Regions from separate parts of the Homo sapiens genome. Here region 2 is linked to region 1. Evidence: chromatin contacts called from ENCODE Hi-C or POLR2A ChIA-PET data. All regions are on one chromosome and are shown on one strand. Each heading gives the region's core, a stretch centred on a gene start or an enhancer-like site at or near the end of the contact. The rest is flanking DNA. Distances are from core to core; before and after follow the strand shown. Region 1 overlaps FGD4 (FYVE, RhoGEF and PH domain containing 4). Region 2 has its middle 20 kb from the start of DNM1L.

What was found. A loop is a pair of places that touch in the nucleus more often than their neighbours do. ChIA-PET counts read pairs that join two places held with the same protein, here RNA polymerase II (POLR2A). Pooled maps may share reads with other maps.
Region 2: a loop to region 1 is called in a map of naive thymus-derived CD4-positive, alpha-beta T cell, with 7 times the contacts of the local background. The contact joins two enhancer-like sites. A Hi-C loop is called at or near these places in 2 of 168 maps with a recorded cell type or tissue (IMR-90 and naive thymus-derived CD4-positive, alpha-beta T cell), 3 of 37 single-sample maps with no recorded cell type and 8 of 50 pooled maps. POLR2A ChIA-PET finds 5 or more read pairs at or near these places in 4 of 52 experiments (H1, MCF 10A, OCI-LY7 and 1 more).

The regions. Positions count from the first base shown.
Region 1 is chr12:32,600,994-32,608,339 of GRCh38, reverse strand. FGD4 (FYVE, RhoGEF and PH domain containing 4) reads right to left here. Exons shown (of 17, transcript NM_001370298.3): 6 at 6,917-7,062; 7 at 6,023-6,179; 8 at 245-383. Among named protein-coding and RNA genes, the nearest start is that of DNM1L, 75 kb to the left of the region's middle. Within about 2 kb of position 2,844, at least 4 of the 41 ENCODE cell types and tissues checked have a DNase peak (open chromatin) inside an H3K27ac peak, as active enhancers do.
Region 2 is chr12:32,655,810-32,663,155 of GRCh38, reverse strand. No RefSeq gene overlaps it. Among named protein-coding and RNA genes, the nearest start is that of DNM1L, 20 kb to the left of the region's middle. Within about 2 kb of position 3,092, at least 3 of the 41 ENCODE cell types and tissues checked have a DNase peak (open chromatin) inside an H3K27ac peak, as active enhancers do.

The DNA.
Region 1 (7,346 bases), core at 1,595-4,094:
TTCAGAGCCAGTGACTAACATGGAACCAGCAAAATTAATGTGATTTGCATTGCTCTAAACTTGTCATTTTGGCTCAAAAGTGACTTGCCTAACTGAAGTGATGATAACAATTTCCAATGAAATTATCTTCTAACAGCAACATTTGACTAAAGTAGCTGTGAGATGTATTTCTCTTTGAAACCATAAGGCTGCTTGGCCACTTGATTATTCCAAAATAGGGAGAAAACAAAAAAAAAGCATTTACTTTTAGCATCATTCCAGTCCAGGGAATCAGGAGGCAATTTCCTTAGATAGTCCTTAAGGAGCATCTCATACCGGGGAATCCGCTGAACAGGTTCTAGCATGTGATGCTGCAAAGTTAAGCTCCCACAGATTTTCTGTTTCTGTAATGAGAAAGGTTTTCTAAGAAACATTTAAAAATTAGGTTAGCAAGTCTAAAAACTCACTGTAAAACAGAACTTTCGTCAAGGGCAATATTTTTCGACAAAGTGTGACTGTCCATCACCTGCATGAAATGCAGATTTCTGGCCAGGCACAGTGTCTCACACCTGTAATCCCAGCACTGTGGGAGGCTGAGACAGGTGGATCACCTGAGATCAGGGTTTGAGACCAGCCCGGCCAACATGGCAAAACCCCGCCTCTACTAAAAATACAAAAATTAGCCAGGCGTGGTGGCACACGCCTGTAGTCCCAGCTATGCGGAGGCTGAGCCTGAGGCAGGAGAATTGCTTGAACCTGGGAGGCGGAGGTTTCAGTGAGCCAAGATCGTGCCACTTAGCCTGGGTGACAGAGTGAGACTCCGTCTCAAAAAAAACAACAACAACAACAGAAAACAGATTTCTGAACCCCACCTCAATCTGTAACATCACAATCTTTGGGGAAGGAGATGGAGAATATGCATTTTTTTCTTCTTTTTTTGAGACGGAGTCTCACTATGTTGTCCAGGCACACAGTGGTGTGATCTCACTGCAACCTCTGCCTCCTGGGCCCAAGTAGTCCTCCCACCTCAGCCTTCCAAGTAGCTATAGGCACGTGCCACCATGCCCAGCTAGAGAATATGCATTTAAAAACACCTGATATTTCTATAACACTGAAGTTGAGAACTACCAATCTGGTGTAAGAACAGAAAGGAGGAAAAAAAATCAAGCAGAATTTTAAGCAAGAAAATTCCAGATTGCTGATAACCACTTCAATTAGTCACTACAAGGGTTTGTGAAGTCACATTATTAAATCATTCTATATAGATTTTTCAAAAGATGTGCCTATTTAATGAGGTTTGCTAAGCACAACTGTATTAAATGACTTTGGACTCAGCAGAAACTATTTGATAATAAGGCTATGATAAATGTCATTGCCTTTGAACTTAAAAAAGACTCCATATAGAAGAATAACAAGGTCTGGGCATCTTATCTGTCAGAAAATTTTATTTTTTCATCAGTTCAAAGCATTCTTTTTCATTAGAAACCAAATTCTGTAAATAGAGCTCCATTTCTTAGGGCAAAATTAAGACCGTATCACTTGCTTCCAAGAAACTGTTAACAAAAGAGATGAAAAAATAAGAAATGTTCTTGTTCCTGTTAAACAAAGCAGAAATCCCATTAAAGTATATACTGAATTCACACCATGATCAGGGTACTGCAAAGCATCAAAGCTATATTAAGACATGGTGTTTGCATTTGAAGCAAACAAGTGACTAAAGGCTTCACAGAGAAGGGAACATTTAATGCAACCTCTGATAAGTACAGGCTCTGAAGAAAAAGACAGACTAGGGAGCGAGCCCAGGAGGAGAAACCTGAGAGAACAGGCCCACAGTAATGAAGCATGAAGTATGTTAAATGAAAGGGACAGAGAGGTTTTCTTGGCAAAAAAAAAAAAATAAGTAGAGGAAAATAGAAGACGTAAAGTAATGGTAATATGGGTAATAATGTCAAGGTGAGTTTAGATTTTTTTCATCTAATGTAGATTTTTGTGCATGACAGTTGTATCATTAGATCTGAGCTCTATTAGATTAATCTACTGCAGTGTGGCTTTAGGGGGACGGGGGAAACTAGTTTGGAAGTTGTTATTATAGACCAGGAAGAAAATAATAAGGGCCTGAAATTGGCATAGAAGCTGAGAGAATAGCTTTCCTTAATAAAGTTTAAGATATTAATTATATAAATTTAAATATCTCATTGGGTTTTCCCAAAATCTATTACGTACATCAAGGAAAGTATTACTGATCCCAAATATTTTACATGAAGAAACTGTGGCTCAGATAATTTAGGAGCGTTTCCTAAGGTCAAGTGACTATAAGCAGCAGACTTAGGATTCTAAACTAGGTTAGTTGATTCCCAATCTACCACTCTTTTCACAACCCATGTCATTTCATCATAATATAGAGAAGACAGACATTGTACAGATAGAATTCAGAGTGTGACTAGACAATAACTACCACTATCACCACCATCGCCACTATCATTTAGTGAGCACTTACTATGCAACAAGCACTACGCTAAGCAATTTGAATACATTATTTCACAGGCAAATGAACACATACAGAGAATGAAGACATGTAACAAATCAAAGATAAAGCTAAGTTGTCAAGCTCTGGTAAATGACAGGATAATGGTGTCACCTAATAAATCCAATACATATCAGAATAATTATCTACTCTATGTAAGGCCTAAAAAGTCAGATGGAAAAATGCTTGGGAGCTAAAAATAGGAAAAGAAAATATTGACTTTGTTTGGATGACAAGATATTCACATGCTCAGCTGTTTGTACCTAGAGTTTGGGAGTAGAGAACTAGACTAGAAACAGCAACCCTAGAGGAACCTGTCTGGCAAGTTAAAGGCATGTGGGAATAGGATATCACTGAAAAGTATGAAAAGAAAGAAGAATGTAGAAGGCAAACTTTGTGCTCTGCCTACATTTCAGAGTTAGCAAAAGAAGCTAGTAAAAATCAAAGCAGGAGCCCAATATTCAGTAAGGTAGGGGAGTGTTTAATTACAAAATAAAAGAATGTTAAAAAAAAAAAGGAGTGAAGGGGATGAGGCAGACCTTCTGGCTACAGCTGAATGAAGAGACTGGCAAATCCTCCCTGTTAAAAGCAGCTGATAGGCCGGGTGCAGTGGCTCCTGCCTGTAATTTTAGCACTTTGGAAAGCCGAGACGGGGGAATCATTTGAGGCCAGGAGTTTGAGACCAGCCTGGCCAACATGGCGAAACCCCGTCTCTACTAAAAGTACAAAAATTAACCAGGTGTAGTGGCATGTACCTGTAATCCCAGTTACTCAGGAAGCTGAGGCACAAGAATCGCTTGAACCCAGGAGGCAGAGGTTACAGTGAGCCGAGATCATACCACTGCACTCCAGCCTGGGTGACAGAGCAAGACTCTAACTCCAAAAAAAAAAAAAAAAAAAGCAGCTATAAAGCTAGATAAAATTGACAAAACAATATTTGCATTTTAGAAATTGATTAAAAGGCATGCAACAACCTGAAATCTGTTTACACTTTAAAAATTGTTGAACTTTGGGTAAGAACGGTGAGAATCTGTGGCATTCTAGCCTGTGGCTGCTCCTGTTCCTCTCCCAGCTCAGTCACTATGAAGGGGCCATCAGGGTGGCACGGACTGTGAGGACTGGCAGCTCCTCTGCTGAGGCTGAAAAGGGCTCATTCATTTGGAGTGGTGGGCAACATACACACCCAACAACATCAGTAGAAGTGAAGATCCCTGAGGTGAGTGAGAGGTGAGAGCCAATAACTCTACTAGCCAGAAGTTGTGGTTGTAGATGTGAAAAATACAGTAATTGAAAAGAAAAATTCACTATAGGTTCAACAGCAGATTTGAGATGACAGAAGAATCAGGGAACTTGAAGAAAGACTAGTAGAAATTATACAATCTGAATAATAGAACAAAGATTGGGAGTATCATTTGAACCCAGGAGTTCAAGGCCAGCCTAGGCAACACAGCAAGACACCATTTCCAAAACAAACAAAAGGAACCCACCAAAATTTGTGTAATGGGAGTAAAAAGATTTTAAAAAAGAGAAAGTGAAAAGGACAGAAAATATTTGAAGAAATAATGGCTGAAAACTTCTGAAAATGATTAAAAAAAAATCAATCTACAAATGCAAAAAGCTCAACCAACCCTAACCAGGACAAATACAAAAAGGTCCACACCCAGACACATCATATTTAAACTGCTGAAAGCCAAAAAACAGAGAACATCTTGAAAGCAGCAAGAGAAAAGTGACTCATCACACGCATGGGAGTATCAATACAATCAATGGCTGGCTTCTCATCTCAAACCACAGAGGACGGAAAGCAGGAGAATGACATATTCAAAGTGCTGGGGGGGATCTCCATATACTGGTTGAGTGCAGTGGCTCATGCCTGTAATCCCAGCACTCTGGGAGGCTGAGTCTAGGTGTTCAAGACCAGCCTGGGCAACATAGCCAGACCTTGTTTCTATAAAAAAATTCTAAGATTTAGCCAGGGTGGTGGCGCATGCCTGTAGTCCCAGCTACCTGAGAGGCTGCGGTGGGAGGATTGCTCAAGCCCAAGTGTTCAAGGCTGCAGTGAGCTGTGACTGGGCCACTGCACTCTAGCCTGGGTGACAAGAGCAAGACCCTGTCTCTAAAAAAAAAAAATAATAAACATTATAGAAACAAAGGCCAGGCGCGGTGGCTCACGCCTATAATCCCAGCATTTTGGGAGGCCGAGGCAGGCAGATCATAAGGTCAGGAGATAGAGATCATCCCGGCTAACACGGTGAAACCCCATCTCTACTAAAAATACAAAAAATTAGCCAGGCGTGGTGGCAGGCGCCTGTAGTCCCAGCAACAGGCTGAGGCAGGAGAATGGCTAAGTAAACCCAGGAGGCGGAGCTTGCAGTGAGCCTAGATCACGCCACTGCACTCCAGCCTGGGCAACAGAGCAGCGAGACTCCGTCTCCAAAAAAAAAAATAAATAAAATAAAAAGGAAAAACCCATATACCAGGAATTCCCAATCTAGCTAAACTGGACTTCATTCTTCATTCATTCAAAAGTCAAGAAAAAATAAGTGTAGTCCCAGACAAAGACTGACAGAACAACCATGTATGCTGAAAGAAACTTACTCCAGAAAGGGCAAATATAATAGTATACAATAGACTTATAGATACATTTTTTTCTCATATCCTTCCATAACAATTGTAGCACTGTATTATAGACTCACAACATATAAAAACTTAATATACAGGACACTAATAGCACAGAGCATAGAGGAGGGAACAGAGCTATATTGGAACAAAGTGTCTACATTTTACAAGAATTAAGGTGAGTATAATCTGAAGTACATTGTGAAAAATTAAGATGCATACTATAATCCTAAAAGCAACCACTGGAAAATAACTCAAAAAATCATTTGACAATTAGAGGAATTAAAATGGTACAATTAAAAAAATTCATATGACACAAAAGAAGACAGTCAAGGAACAACAGAATTCCCATGCCAAGAATCTTAGATGATCTAAAATATGCCTTTTCAATATCAACTGTATCAAAGAATATGACATTAACAATTTTGACTAGAGAATCAAGTGGAAATTATTATGGTATTATTAAAGTATGTTATTCAGGTTTGGTGAAACAGAAGAAAATGAGGACACAGATATCAAGTGACAAAAAAAGAATGATTAGTTTCCCAAATCTCAAGGTTTACAGCAATCATTCTTTATATTCCTTCCAACAACTTAACCTCTGAAAGAATGCAAGAGAGACACAGACCCGAATGGGAACTCATTTTGTAAATTTATGTAGACCCTAATAAAAATCATCCTCTGCTGGTCTCAAAAGCAAATGGAGAAGTTATTGCTTAGTATGCAGCATGTGACTGATACGTATTTCAGCATTGCAGAGATGATCTGCATAATTTGGAGTAGAATGAATTTTGGCTAGGTATCTCAGACAGATCTCTAGATCTCAGTTTTAGATATAGAAGACTGTATAATTTGTATGGAAATAGTAATTCATAGCTTTGAACAAAACAGTCCTATTACCTGAATTTCTTCAACCACTGATTTGAACTGGGGAATACGTTCTGTCATGTTTTTAACCAATTCCATTGCATTATCAAATCCTTTCACATATTCTCCATACATCTTAAGGAATGGTGCCAATTTCTGAAGGATGTCTCCAATTCTAGGAGTAGTTTCCCTGTATCAAATATAGAAAAACAAGTCTTTAAAAAAAATTTTTTTTTGAGACAGGGTCTTGTTCTGTCACCCAGACTGTAGTGCAGTGGCATTATCACAGCTCACTGCAACCTCGACCTCCCAGGTTCAATCAATCCTCCAGCTTCAGCACTCTCAGTAGCTGGGACTACAGGCACGCGCCACCACGCCTGGCTAGTGGCTAGCTTTTTGTATTTTTTGTAGAGATAGTGTGTCACCATGTTGCCCAGGCTGGTCTTGAACTCCTGGGCTCAAGGGATCCGCCTGCCTTGGCCTCCTAAAGTGCTGGGATTATAGGCATGAGCCACCACGCCCGGCACATTAAGATTTCTTATAGAATGAGTGAATTGACAGGACTAGAGAGGAAGTAATCACATTCTACATACATCCTGTGCTTTATCTCATTCACCGTACTGTGAGGCTGATAGAAAACAATGCAGCACCTTTTTAAAGGGGCTATCAGAATGCCATAGCAAAGAGAGATGCTCCGGAATTCTTGAAGCTCCACATTACCCGATATCTTGTCTTCACTAGCTAAATGATAGTTTGGAGAGCAGACATGAAGTCCTTTGTACCACAACTTCTATCAGTAGTCTTTAATGTAAAAATTTAGCATAAATGTCTAGTTACAGTTGTGTGTGGCATTTCTATTTCAATTTAAAAGCTGAAAAATACAGCATGACTGCCTTAAACATATCATTTTCTATCTACTCCTCTTACCATTCTTGCATTCGTTTCTCCAGCTCTGGCAAGAGGAATTTACTATGGAAGGCATTTATTGATGAAATATTAGAAAAGATTTTATTCACCATCTCTGCTGGAAACGAGCCTCGGTTTGCTTCTTCCAACAGTTTGCAATAAAATACCTGAATAAAAGAATAATGTAAGCATTACTTCACATTTATTGGTTAACCACCTAGCACTGTGCTAGGCACATAGTGGGCTCTTAGTAACTTTTTATTGAGCAAATGGAAAAGTTTACAGTTCAAGAGAATCCTTTGAAATTTAGGAGTGAGTATATGCTTTGATTTAGAAGAATCAGGAATAAGAATTAGGAAGCTTTGATTCTAATCTAGGCTATGCTCCTATCCATAGGAATATTATGGCGAATAATTCACCTTTTCTGTGCCAGAAAATTTCCAGTTGAGGT
Region 2 (7,346 bases), core at 1,843-4,342, 55 kb before region 1:
AATAAAATACAAATAAATAAATAAAAGGCTTGACAGAGTGCCAACATAATGAAATGTGCCCAATAATAGTAGCTGTTACTATCCAGTGTGGGCCTTGAAGCTAAGGTACGTCTGGGCTTAAAATCTGCCTCTGCCACCCCTTACTTAATATGTCCCTGAGGAATTCTAAGTTTCTGAGCCTAAATTTCCTCATCCTACCTTACTGGATTGCAAGGAGTAAACAGATGCTTAGCATAGTTCCCAAAACATGGTAGATAGAAGCACTTAGCACCTTGTTTGGGTCTTTGAATGGAGCATGCATCAGCTACTTCCCTCTTTCCTTCCCAGCTCGCCACTGCACAGATGAGGTGTGTTTAAACTCCAGTATAGGAGTATTGAAGAGAGGTTTTGAAGTCAGAACACTTGTGTCCTTTTTTCACTGTTAAATCTTTTAAAGTCCCTTCTACAGGGTCAGCCTTACCCAACAGCTCACAAGGAATATGAGATGTAATGAAATAGTGATAAAATATATTCAGATTTGAATGTTAATCACTCAATCATTTACACAAAACAAAACCAAAACACCCCACAGGGGACTACTTTCTTTAAGGCACACATTTTCTTAGTTTCTTTAGTTATCAAATAGTAACTAACATCAGTTATATTTCCCTGTTGTATTTACAAGTTCAATAAGAACACTAATCATAATAACATGTTGTGGGGATGGGGAGTGGTTACTGGAGGCTCTTTTTTTTTTTTTTTTTTTTTTCTTGAGACGGAATCTCGCTCTGTCACCCAGGCTAGAGTGCATGGTGCCATCTTGGCTCACTGCAACCTCCGCCTCCCAGGTTCAAGTGATTCTCCTGCCTCAGCCTCCTGAGTACCTGGGATTACAGGCATGTGCCACCACGCCCGGCTAAGTTTTGTATTTTTAGTAGAGACGGGGTTTCACCATGTTGGTCAGGCTGGTCTCAAACTCCTGACTTCATGATCCGCCTGCCTCAGCCTCCCAAAGTGCTGGGATTACAGGCGTGAGCCACCGCGCCTGGCCTGGAGGCTCTTAATCATGGCCCAAGGGAATGGCAAAGCTGAGGAAATACCTTAAGGAGTTGTTAGACAGCGAAGGGAGGAGGAGCAGGACGATGGCATCAGGAGCTGGTCCCTCCTGATGCTAACAGAGGAAAGGCTCCATTTGCTCAGTGCGTTGACCTGACTCAGGGCAAACTGACTCTGCACAATTGCAATTCATGTGGCAGGTGCAGCTTGCCCAGTGGCCGAGGTCACTCCTACAGCGGCCCAGGCATCAGGCCCTGGTGTTAGCTATTTATAGTTACACCTTCTACGTGGTGTCCCAGGAGCATTTCCTAGATGAGCTGGAAGATGAGGCCAAAGCTGTCTGAACCCAAGCTCTGGCAAGGGCGTCAGCACCTCAATCTGGATGGGCATTGCACATCTCTGACCTGCTGCAGCCCCTTCATATGGTGGATGACGCCCCACAACCCTGTAGAAATTGAAGCCTGCTCATAACATCACTGGCCTTCTTACCAACCTTGAGCCATGACAGAGCCCAGGAAGCCAGGAACTCACACATTTGGCCACTATCAAGGGAACATTGCCCTCCTCACACTCACTGCGTGCAGTGATTGAGCCCTTCTTGTAGTTTGTCTTCTTGTTTGAAGGATGTACAACCTAATCTTAGTTTTTCCCAAAGTTTCTGACTTTGTGATACACCCTCTTCACTTCCCAGTGGCACAACTGTTATGGGGGTAGGTGTGGCAGCTCTGAGCAGTGTTGGAGTCAAAAGTGGGAAAGATAGGGTCAAGTTAAGAATAATAAACTTGACTGGGCGCGGTGGCTCATGCCTGTAATCCCAGCACTTTGGGAGGCCGAGGCGGGCGGATCACCTGAGGTCAGGAGTTTGAGACCAGCCTGGCCAGCGTGGCAAAACCCGGTCTCTACTAAAAATACAAAAATTAGCCGGGCACGGTGGCGGGTGCCTATATTCCCAGCTACTCAGGAGGCTGAGGCTGGAGAATTGCTTGAACCTGGGAGACGGATGTTGCAGTGAGCCGAGATCGCGCCACTGCACTCCAGCCTGGGTGACAGAGTGAGACTCCGTCTCAAAAAAAAAAAAAAGAATGAACTTGACTCACCCCCGCCCCCGCCAAAAAAGATGTTAAATTACACTAGAGAAATAGAGATGGCTCTGGAAAAGTTTAGCAATCATGGTGCAAGGCCACTTAAGGACAGGGATTTTCAAACAGCAGATCACGCACCATGTTCCCAGTCCACTGGTATTGAGGCTATTTTTATCTCTCCGTGAGTTCCCAGATTTCATACTAGAGATAAGGCATCACTTTGCTCCAGGGACCTTATTACTAAAGATTCACCCACTACATACTAAGAATCTAAGGCAGTTACTCAGGGCCCAGGAAACTTTCTGGTCAGATGCCATCATCGTTCCACTTGGACCTGAGGGAAGCAGAGCACTGGACAGGGGGACAGGAGAAAAGAAGACAGGGTTGCAGAGAAAGTCACAGCTGACAATCTTGGCTGTCCTCCATCCCTGTCTGAGGAGTGGCGGGAGTGGGGGAATGGGTAGCCAGAGAAGTGGAGGCTCTGGAGCGGGGCTTCCCAACCTCGGCACCATTGACATTTTGGGCCAGATCATTGTTTGGGGGGCTGTACTGTGCCTCCTGGGATGTTTAGCAGCTTCCCTGGCCTCTACCCACAAGATGCTAGTAACACTACCTCCCCATCACCACTCCGTTTGTGACAAACAAAAATGTCTCCAGACTTTGCCACATGTCCCCAGGTGGGGAAGAAAGGGGAGGTAGGAAACCAGGTTGGGAACCACACTGCTCTGTCGTGTGAGAAGGCAAAGAACGGGAATACGACCTGGCCAGCTCCCAATTTCCTTTCTCCTTTATAAACATTTGGCTGTTTTAGAAAGCCTTTTTATGGATCTCTTAATTCCTTTCTCTTTTCCAGCCAGATAGCTATCTTTGCTTTCAGTCTAGACAGCCCACAACAGGCTGAGGCTTACCTGAGAGCCTCTCAGTGAAGCCTGTGGAGCTGGGTGGACAGCAGGAGGGTGTGCTGTCACAGGGAGCAGGCAGAGCACTGAAGTCTTGGCTGCACAGGGCTGTGGTACTGCGCCTGAGTGCAACCCTTAAGACTAATGGCCTTTCCTCAACTTTATCACAATGGTTCATAAAAATGGGGACCAGGGGCCGGGTGTGGTGGCTCACACCTGTAATCCCAGCACTTTGGGAGGCCAAGGTGGGTGGATCACCTGAGGTCAGTAGTTCGAGACCAGCCCAGCTAACATGGCGAAACCCTGTCTCTACTAAAAATACAAAAATTAGCAGGGCATGGTGGCACAGCCCTGTAGTTGCAGCTACTCGGGAGGCTGAGGCAGGAGAATTGCTTGAATCCGGGAGGCAGAGGTTGCAGTGAGCCGAGATCATGCCACTCAGCCTTGGTGACACAGCAAGACTCATCTCAATAATAAATAAATAAATAAATAAATAAATAAATAAATAAATAATTTTTAAAAATGGGGATGAGGGACAGGCAAAAAAATGGAATGAGTGAGAATCACTTGGGAGAAAATTATACACCCAAGCCCACCTGCCAGCATGCAGCCTCAGGCATATCAAATCCACAGGGCAGCAGGATGTGGGACAGATGTGTGTATTTCCGAAACACAGCTCACATGATTCTCAGATGTTGCTTCCTCCCACCCTCTCCTTCGAGTTGAATCACCTGCCAAAGGGGTTTTCTATGACATCTGCCCTTTATCACAGATGGAACTCTCAGTAACAAGTCAAAGATGTTTCTTGATGCATTATTTACAATGCTTACACTGAAAAACTGTGATGGAATATGAATGAAATTATTTCTATAAAGTTCCTAGAATAGTGGCTAGCAGATACTAAACCCTCAGGTTTTGGCTGTTACTGTGAAAACTGTTTTGGAAGGAGGGGAAGTGCTTAGGGTACAATTTAAATAAAACTAATAGGACCTCAGACTACAAACAGTGGATCTCTATTTTATTTTATTATTATTATTTTTTGAGACGGAGTCTCTCTTTGTTGCCCAGGCAGGGCAGTGGCACAATCTCCGTTCACTGCAGCCTCTGCCTCCCGGGTTCAAGTGATTCTTGTGCCTCAGCCTCTGGAGTAGCTGGGATTACAGGTGCCCACCACCATGCCTGGCTAATTTTTATATTTTTAGTAGAGACAGGGTTTCACCTTGTTGGCCAGGCTGGTCTTGAACTCCTGACCTCAGGTGATGCACCCGCCTTGGCGTCCCAAACTGCTGGGATTACAGGCGTGAGCTATGGCGCCCGGCCCGGATCTCTATTTTATTTTATTTTTTTGAGACGGAGTCTTGCTTTGTCGTCCAGTCGGGAGTACAATGGCGCGATCTCGGCTCACTGCCACCTCCGCCCCTTCAGGTTTAAGCAGTTCTCTGCCTCAGCCTCCCGAGTAGCTGGGATTACAGGCGCCCGCCACCATGCCCGGCTAATTTTTTGTATTTTTAGTAGAGACGGGGTTTCACCATCTTGGCCAGGCTGGTCTTGAACTCCTGACCTCCTGACCTGCCTTAGGCCTCCCAAAGTGCTGAGATTACAGGCGTGAGCCACCGCGCCCGGCCAGATCTCTATTTTATAAAGAGACACCTAGCCGGGCGCGGTGGCTCACGCCTGTAATCCCAGCACTTTGGGAGGCCGAGGCGGGCAGATCACGAGATCAGATCGAGACCGTCCTGGCTAAAACGGTGAAACCCCGTCTCTACTAAAAATACAAAAATTAGCGAGGCGTGGTGGAGGGCGCCTGTAGTCCCAGCTACTAGGGAGGCTGAGGCAGGAGAATCGCTTGAACCCGGGAGGCGGAGCTTACAGTGGGCCGAGATCGCGCCACTGCACTCCAGCCTGGGCTACAGAGCGAGACTCTGTCTCAAAAAAAAAAAAAAAAAAAAAAAAGAGAGAGAGAGAGACACCTATATAACACCTATATATGGGGGATCCCAGGTCAAGATTGAGCTGTGACAGTAGTCTATCCCTTGGATTCGGTCGTGAGTTCTATTGTGGATAAGGTTGGAGAAATTTGCTTTGATTTTTTTTTTTTTTTTTTTTTTTTTTTAAGAAAAGGAGAATAACAGAATCAAGGAGCAAGGGCAACTTGACCATGGGGCGGCCGCATTGTAGACTGTTCTTCCCAGCAGAGCAGGATAAGGGGGGCTGGCCGGGGAGCTGCCGGTGTTGCCATCCTGTAAGGGATGCTAAAGTATCAATGAGCACTTAGGCATCTCTGAAACCATAGTGATATGGAGAAAGTTGTGTTTGCCGGAACTCCTGCAGAGCACAGAATGTGGTTAGTCACTTATCATAGTTTGAAACCCTTAGAGGGCACTCTTGAGCAACAATAAATGATCCCTAAACAGCTTTCCAGTGAAACCTGTTCCAGCTGATTCCACGTCCTTTTACTTGATGAGTAGTAAATATACACAACTCTCTCCCCAAAACTGAAGAGCGCAGATACAATGGAAAGATTGCCAGCTCTCCCCCAGAAGTCTGACTATTTTGTTCATCCCTCCGTGCTCTAAATACATGTTGAGGCCAGGTGCAGTGGCTCATGCCTGTAATCCCAGCACTTTGGGAGGCCAAGGTAGGAGGATCACTTGAGCCCAGAAGGTTGAGGCTGCAGTGAGCCGTTTGTGCCACTGGGTGACAGAGACCCTGTCTCAAAAACAAATAAAAAAACCCAATAAAATAAATTCATGTTGAGCAACTATTTCAAGAATATTGATTTTAAAGGGTGCCTAGATATTACTTTACCTGGGAGCCTACATGTCCCATCTGTTCCTGATCTCAGGCTGGCCCCATGGCCCACATCACAGCCCCATAAACAGTGAGTTGTTGGCAGAAGCTGAAGGAATTATGTGTTGTGTTTGGTTGTTATGTTGTCCAAGGAATCTGTTGAGCCCAAAGACCTAAGCAACACACACAGTATAACTGGGGCTCAGGTAACAAATAGTAATGCGAAGTGTGGGAGCTGGGGATCTCTCTTCTGTGTGGAGCCCAGCTCCACTGCCAGATAATACACCAAAGCTGAGAGGAAGGGTGGACCTGGCCCTTGGTTACCACTACTGGCAAACTATCCTAGGTGGCCAACTGCTACTAGTGGGCTGGTGCTATCATTTTGTTAGATGGATAAAGTGGATATTGGTGGTTCCTTAATAACAATGTATTTCTTCTTAAACTTTAAATTTTTAGATGGAAAAAATGGAAAAGACAGAGAAGAAAAATTAAGAAAAAAAACAGCTAGGCTTTTATTTTATTTTATTTTGAGACAGAGTCTTGCTCTGTTGCCCAGGCTGGAGTGCAGTGGAGTGATCTCAGCTCACTGAAGCCTTGGCCTCCCGGGTTCAAGCGATTCTCCTGCCTCAGCCTCCCGAGTAGCTGGGATTACAGGTGCCCGCCACCATGCCTGGCTAATTTTTGTATTTTCAGTAGAGATGGGTTTCACCATGTTGGCCAGGCTGGTCTTGAACTCCTGACCTTGTGATCCTCCCGCCTCGGCCTCCCAAAGTGCTAGGATTACAGGCATGAGCCACCATGCCCGGCTTTTTTTTTTTTTTTTTTTTAATTTAATAGACATTAATCTTTACTTTGGCTGTTTGAAGCAAGAGTTTGAGAAACTGCTCCTCTCTGGACTTGGGGCTCTAATCTCATACATGGGTTTTGTTTTGTTTTGTTTTTTCTTTTCTTTTTTTCTTTTTTTTGAGACAGAGTCTCATTCTGTCACCCAGGATGGAGTGCAGTGGTGTGATCTCCTCTCACTGAAACCTCCGCCTCCAGGGTTCAAGTGATTCCCGTACCTCAGCATCCTGAGTAGCTAGGACTACCTGCCACCATGCCTGGCTAATTTTGTATCTTTTGTAGAGACAGGATCTCACTATGTTGCCCAGACTGGTCTCAAACTCCTGGGTTCAAGTGATCTGCCCACCTTGGCCTCCCAATGTGCTGGAATTACAAGCGTGAGCCACCACTGATCTTTTTAATGTGTCAAAGTTTTACCTTTTTCAGAATGTCATATACATAGTTGGAATCATATGATATGTAGTTTTGTTTTTGTTTTTAGAGATGGGGTATCACTATGTTGCTCAGACTGGTCTCAAACTCTTAGGCTCAAGTGACATGTCAGAAGAACCAGGAGGCAGCTCGAAGGGTCTCCCACTGGCAAAATCTGGGACAGTTAAACATAAAAATTAACATAAAATTTAAAATAATGGCAACGGATTATACAATCCATTGAATAAAATAGGAACACAGGAATCCAAACATATGAATGAATGAA